Linked DNA regions of Mus musculus: region 1 is linked to region 2. A link is a loop called in an ENCODE intact Hi-C map of the cell type or tissue named here. Cell type or tissue: gastrocnemius. All regions are shown on one strand. Links, peaks and the distances in the headings refer to the core of each region. The heading gives the core; the rest is flanking DNA. Region 1 overlaps Hdac4 (histone deacetylase 4). Region 2 has its middle 19 kb from the start of Gm35992.

What was found. Peaks named below come from ENCODE experiments on the same cell type or tissue, not always from the same donor. Only the 100,000 strongest peaks of a DNase experiment are listed, where the experiment ranks them.
Region 1: a loop joins it to region 2, with 6 times the contacts of the local background. A loop is called at or near these places in 18 of 42 quality-filtered maps.

Annotation. Positions count from the first base shown.
Region 1 is chr1:91,960,739-91,963,649 of GRCm38, forward strand. It overlaps Hdac4 (histone deacetylase 4), which reads right to left. Exons shown (of 27, transcript NM_207225.2): 18 at 715-822. Among named protein-coding and RNA genes, the nearest start is that of Gm46242, 83 kb to the left of the region's middle. RefSeq lists an enhancer at 2,190-2,911. In gastrocnemius, for the core only: a CTCF peak has its summit at 1,714 (motif pointing right); a DNase peak (open chromatin) is centred at 1,726; H3K27ac peaks cover 1,115 bases.
Region 2 is chr1:92,359,216-92,362,126 of GRCm38, forward strand. No RefSeq gene overlaps it. Among named protein-coding and RNA genes, the nearest start is that of Gm35992, 19 kb to the right of the region's middle. In gastrocnemius, for the core only: a CTCF peak has its summit at 1,294 (motif pointing left); DNase peaks (open chromatin) are centred at 998 and 1,288.

The DNA of each region.
Region 1 (2,911 bases), core at 205-2,704, 400 kb before region 2:
TTTTCTCCAGGATACTCATTTTCCTTGTAATGATGTCAGTACTTCTGGCCTTCCAATTTGGGGAGATCTAAGCCACTTTTCAAGTAGACAAGGCCATTTACTTCTGGGAAGAGGGTGGGCAGGAGCTGCCAGTGATGGGGCTCAGCCTTCAGAGCTGCCTGCCCCTATGTAAACGAGAGGCACCCTGACATGGGAGGGCACTTGATTTTTGCTAGGGCTCAGTGTGCTGGGACAGTTGCTGTCTGGTTCAGTAAACATCCTGTGGGTCAGACAACTACATAAGTAGGAGGCTGCAAGGTTCACATTGCATTGGCTTTAAAGATCTGCCATATGCCAACACTAACACAGGTCAGAGAAGTATCAAGTTTCTCACAAAGATCACAAAATACTCTCTTTCGACTCTGTCTTATCCCAGTGTCTCTCCATCAGTTTACACTGTTGTAACTCAGGTGTGAATCCAGCAGCCATTAAAAGGTCTCATTTTAATTTTAATACTGCTGATACTGAGGAGATGGGCCACATGAACAAAACCTTGCTAGGCTCCTCAGCCACTGGGAAGGTTAGAGGGCTCTACAGATCCATCACAGAATGTGAACAACGCATTTTTCACAGCACGGGAATGACCACATCATCCTGGACAGGAGCTTCCTCACAGAGGGCAAAGGGCAGTGGGCAGACTTCCTCGTGTGGCCTAGCTCCACGATGCTGACTGACCTTTAGCTCTCCCGTGGCCACCTTGAAGACCAGCTCCACTACACAGCCTACAGCCAGGCGGGCTGCCCCAGACGAGTGCACCTCATTCCATATGGTGTCGCTATCCACCTGTGGAGAAAACACTCCTCCAGTGAGCCACATCCTGTGTCACTATCACTGCTGTCACACATTTCTTTTTGAGATGTGCCAAATAGTAAACACACAAATAAAAGCAAATGACCAGAAATATCATGTTGTACCCACCAGTAACCCTTTCCTTTTAACTTGCTCTAACAGACCTGGGCTGACAGTGAGCATCCTAACCTACTGACTCCCTTACCATGCAAAGTGGAACTGGAGCTAAGAGTTATGCTAACAATCAGAAAATGAAACGGAACAGAAACTATAATGAGTGGTTCTATTATGCGTAGAATTTAACTGCAAGCCTACTAAGGACTGAGAGTAGTTACATGAGACCAGGACACAAGGCGTAAAAACGAACTCTTAGGTCTGTCCCAGGTAACAGAAAGGTGGCCTGTTAGCTTCCACTCAAAACAGAAAGCAGGGCCAACCATTTGTCTTACTGGCTTGGGCAAAGGAGAACACATTACCATTCTTTAAAATCACATTGGTATGTGTGTCCATGTGTGCACTTGCACATGTGTGTGTGTGTCCGTGTGTATACCTTCATCACCATCTGCTAACTGATACTGATCATCAGTAGAGAGGGAACAACTCTTTCCAGCTTTCCACAAGCTTCACTCTCAGAAATAGATGATTTAAACCTCTTTTATATGGGTGAAGATATTGCTGAGGTGGGTACCAAGCATGGGCTATATTCTTTAAATAGTTCTCAAATGTTAAAGGAATGCCTGAGAGGCATCACTATTCAAAGCCGAGACCCTGGCTTGTAGTCCTGTGCAGACCAGCTCTGGCTGGAGAATCACATCTTTACTATTGGCTCATTATAATATCAAAGGTGACAGACAGTGCAGCAGACATTACCAGCTGCCTTGTGACCCCCAGGGGGCAGCAGTGTCCTAGGCAGCCCAGCAGTGTCCAGGCCAGGCTGGAGGCTATAAGCTCAGTGATCATTTCCTTCCCATGTGTGAAGAAAAAGCCTAGCTTTATTTTATTTTTTTCTTTGTACTTTTTTGGTGGCTGGAGAGACAGCCATGGGTTCTGGGAACTTAACTCTTATGTTTTTGGTTGTGAGCCTAGCCTTTAAGGATGGAGTCATCTCTCCAGCTTGAGCTTGACTTTATTAAAGAGCATGTCTAAGACATGGGGAAGGGACTACACATGACATGTGCCAGTTCTTCCAGGACTCTCTGTAGACTACTCTCTGGGCATCACAGGTCAGTGTCTGTAACCTGACCAAGCTCCTTTCTGCAGAGAGGAAGGAATAAACCCCAGGATTCCAGGCTGCTATCATGGCAAGACTTTCTGCTATTTTGTCCCCAGTTATGTCTACCAGCTGCTTCCGTTAGGGTGGTGATGCTAACGGGAGCAAGAGGAAAGTGCTTTATAGGAAGTACAGACAGAAATATCTGGGAAATGAAGCTGAATACTGACAACGGAGCATGTGGCAAATCTGGGTGAGCCCTGGGAATGAGGGGCTCAAGTTGCAGTCGGAGGAGGTAGAAGCCAGCAGAAGCCAGCCTACATTTCCAGGCAGGGCAGGGCAGGAGCAGGAAGTCAAAGACACAGGCCTTTACTAGTCTCAAGTTCACAATAATGAGGTGAACAAAACAGAAGAGTTTTTATTTGGTTTGGAAAAAAAAGATCAAAAGTATTTCAAACTTTTACTTAACAGAGCGAATAAGGATTGGTTTTTTACATTCTAAAAGAACTACCATATGACAGAACTGGCAATGGGAAGCTGCTTCCAGGTACAGAGGGGCCTGCCCTTAGGTCCCCACTCCTCATCCCACACAGGTCTCAGATTTCCCATAGCATCTGCACTGCTCTTTCTGACACCTCAGTGGGTGGAGGGGGAGCGAGCCCTGGAAATCTTGGGAGGAAAACTGAGTCCATGGCTGTAGCAGAGACCCAAAGAGACACTAAGTCAGAGCTTCTGGGCTGCCTTGCTGCCTCTGGGCCTCCCTTCTGCAGGCTGGGCCCCATGGGCTCCCCTCACATCTGTTCAGTACGCCTGCATTCATTTGGCATGCCGGTTGGACCTCAGATCTGGGGTTAGTTGTGCAGGAGTCTGCCT
Region 2 (2,911 bases), core at 221-2,720:
TTGATGTCTACAAAATCAGACAGCCTGGGCATGGCTAAAGGATGAAATCAGGGGATCCTGAGAGGGTAGGCGGCCTTCTTGCAAAGGTGCCTTTGTGGGTCCCTCAGCATATCCAGATAGACTAAAGCTAAATAGTAAGGCAATGAGGGGTAGGAAGCTAGAAGTGGGGTGCTGGACAGTGGGCTATGGTCCATCCTACAGCTCCCAGTCACATGAATATATCCTGACTGCAGTCTCTGGTCCCACAGTTGCCCAGGTAGGGACTGGACTGAGTGACTGACCACCGCCTGGGTCCTAGACAGAGACATCTGCCTGCATCTGGGTGAGGTCTTCTTTCTGTATTGGGCAGGGATCACCTGCTTATATCAGGACAGGGTTGTGTGCATGGACTCTGAATATGTTTCTCTGTATTCATCTGGGTGAGGTTACCAGCCTGGGTTAGGGTGTGGTCATCTGCCTTCAACTGGTTAGGGCTACTTCCTGTCCTTGAGTTGGGCTGTTTCTGTTATCTGCCCAAGTCAGGTGTCTCCCTCCCTACCGCCCCCCACCCCACACCAACTTTGAGATGTGGCAGGCATGCAGAGAGTGGCTGTTACATGCCAGGGGTTTACAGCCTTAGGAGACCCTGACAAGCCAAGCCTGCAGCTGGCAAATCTGCCCCTTCTGCCAGAGAATTACAAAGGAGAATTACTCCCGAGGCAGCTACCTCTTCCAATAAATAATACATGCCCGTAAGGACACTGCAGAGAATGTGGAATCCCAAGCCAGGCATGGATAGCTCCATTTTCCAGATCAGTCTACGTGTAAGCAGCTGGAACAGGAGAGAATTCTCAAGGCCCTGCAAGCCCTCCCTACTCAACAGGGTAGTGTAGGAAGACACCAAAGTCCATGGTCACCACCACGGAGAGCATGCAGCCTGTAGGGTGGCCCCAGTGAAGTCAGAGAGCCATGGTAGTCAGCATGCTGTAGTCTCCTAGCATTGGCTTGCTGCATGGATTCCCACTGGGCAGCAACAATAGGATGGTCTCAGCGGGAGCCTTGGGGCCCTGAAGGTGCCCTCCATGACCATCTGTAGTATGTCTCTTTGATGAGGTATATCCAAGCAACAACTTTTTTTTTTTTTTTGTATTCCACGAGGACCATGGGATACCATTGAAGTCCTGAAGCCATTCCTGCAGCTCCCTGATGTCCATAGTGGAAATGGCGTGGGTGTGGAAGTTCCCATGTTTCCACTCTTGGAATTCATGGCACGCTCTCCTTAACCACATTGGATTTGGTGCGCCGCCTTGTGGTCTTATCTGGGAACTGCATCTGCCCACCAAGCGGTTCCTGACCGTCCTCTCACCCCATGATCCTGTTCAGCAATCAGAAGCTGACCTTCAAAGCCTCCATAGTTCCTAGAGGGTGCTATAGTTTGATTCCAGAGAATGGTCCATCTTCACGTTCCAAAATTTGCATGTCAAGATCATGCAAGTACCCCCAACTCCACTTCAGCTACTTCTAGCAAAATGGCAGGAGATGGAGACTTGGCTTTCCAGGTGAGGGTTTCCTAGCAACCTTCTCTCCAGGCCAATGCTTGCACCCCTCTCCAGGTCTGGCAGGACATTTGGAGACCAGGGGCAGCTCACTATCAACACCGTTTCACATTGGCGGATGCCCTTCCCGTGCCGTCTCAGGGACTGTTCTCAGCCCATCTGTGGGCGGCTGTCTTTGAGCAGGGAGTATGTGCCCTACCCCGATTCCCTTGCCCAGCCCTTGAGAGCATTCAGGAATGGTCGACAAGTGTAAGTTGGATGGTGAATGAGGTGGGGCTTTTCTGCAGGGGGAAAGAGCCTCTGTTTCCCTGGGCTTGGGATCTGTCTTCAGCCCTACTAGGCCCCACCCAGTGTCCACTCAGGTTCTGTACATTCACAATGGCCAAGGTCACATCACCGCAAGCCACAAGAAGGCCCTGCCTGCAGCTGGGAGAGCTGAGAGGACCAGCAACTGCTAAGTGTACTGTGAGTCCTGAGGGGCTCACCTGACCACACCATTACCCTGGTGGCCATACTCTCAGCCATCCTGAGGGTCACCTGGGTCATGTGGGAAACCAGCTCTATATATTCTGCTCTGTTCTCTCCCAGCGATGGGAAGCTCAGCCGCCTCACTTGACAGAAGAGCCACCAGAAGCATAGGGGAGGTAGGAGACCCAGGTCCTACACCTGAGGCTATTCAGTAGCCATGCCAAGCCCAACAAAAAGGCAGGCATACACTGACACTGTCATACATGCAGATATATGTACAAGTACGCATTCTTACACACACATGTATCACCACACTGTCTGCACACTCGTATTACTGCACACACACACACATGCACACACACACACATGCACACACACTCAGAGAGAGAGAGACACACAGAGAGAGACTAATACACACAGAGACAGACACACACACACAGACACACACTCTCACACACACACAGTTGGCTTTGCATGCTATCCACTCACACACTTGAGTGTATTCAGCCCACATCTTCTAAGAACAAACAGCCATCTCCAGGAACAGCTCAGATTAAATCCATATTTAGGAGAATTTCCTGAAGAAAACATAATCAACAAAGATGCAGTTCCACCCCAGGGAGACAGCGCTTACCTCGTTATGCGGAGCAATTTAGCGCCTCGCTGACTAGAGCTTTCTGTTGCAGAATATAATATTTGCTTTCCCTTCGCATCAGCAAAAGGCCCATTAAAGTTATTTCCCGAAACAAAAAACCATCTGTCCCCTAAAGGTGGATTTAAGATAAGATACTGCCTGAGGCACAGGGCTTCAGTACCCAGTTTGGCAGTCTGATCTCTGTATGTGTGCATCCTATGTGTGCTCCCACTGATGAGGGGCCCTGAAGCAGGGACAGCATCTTCCTCATCTT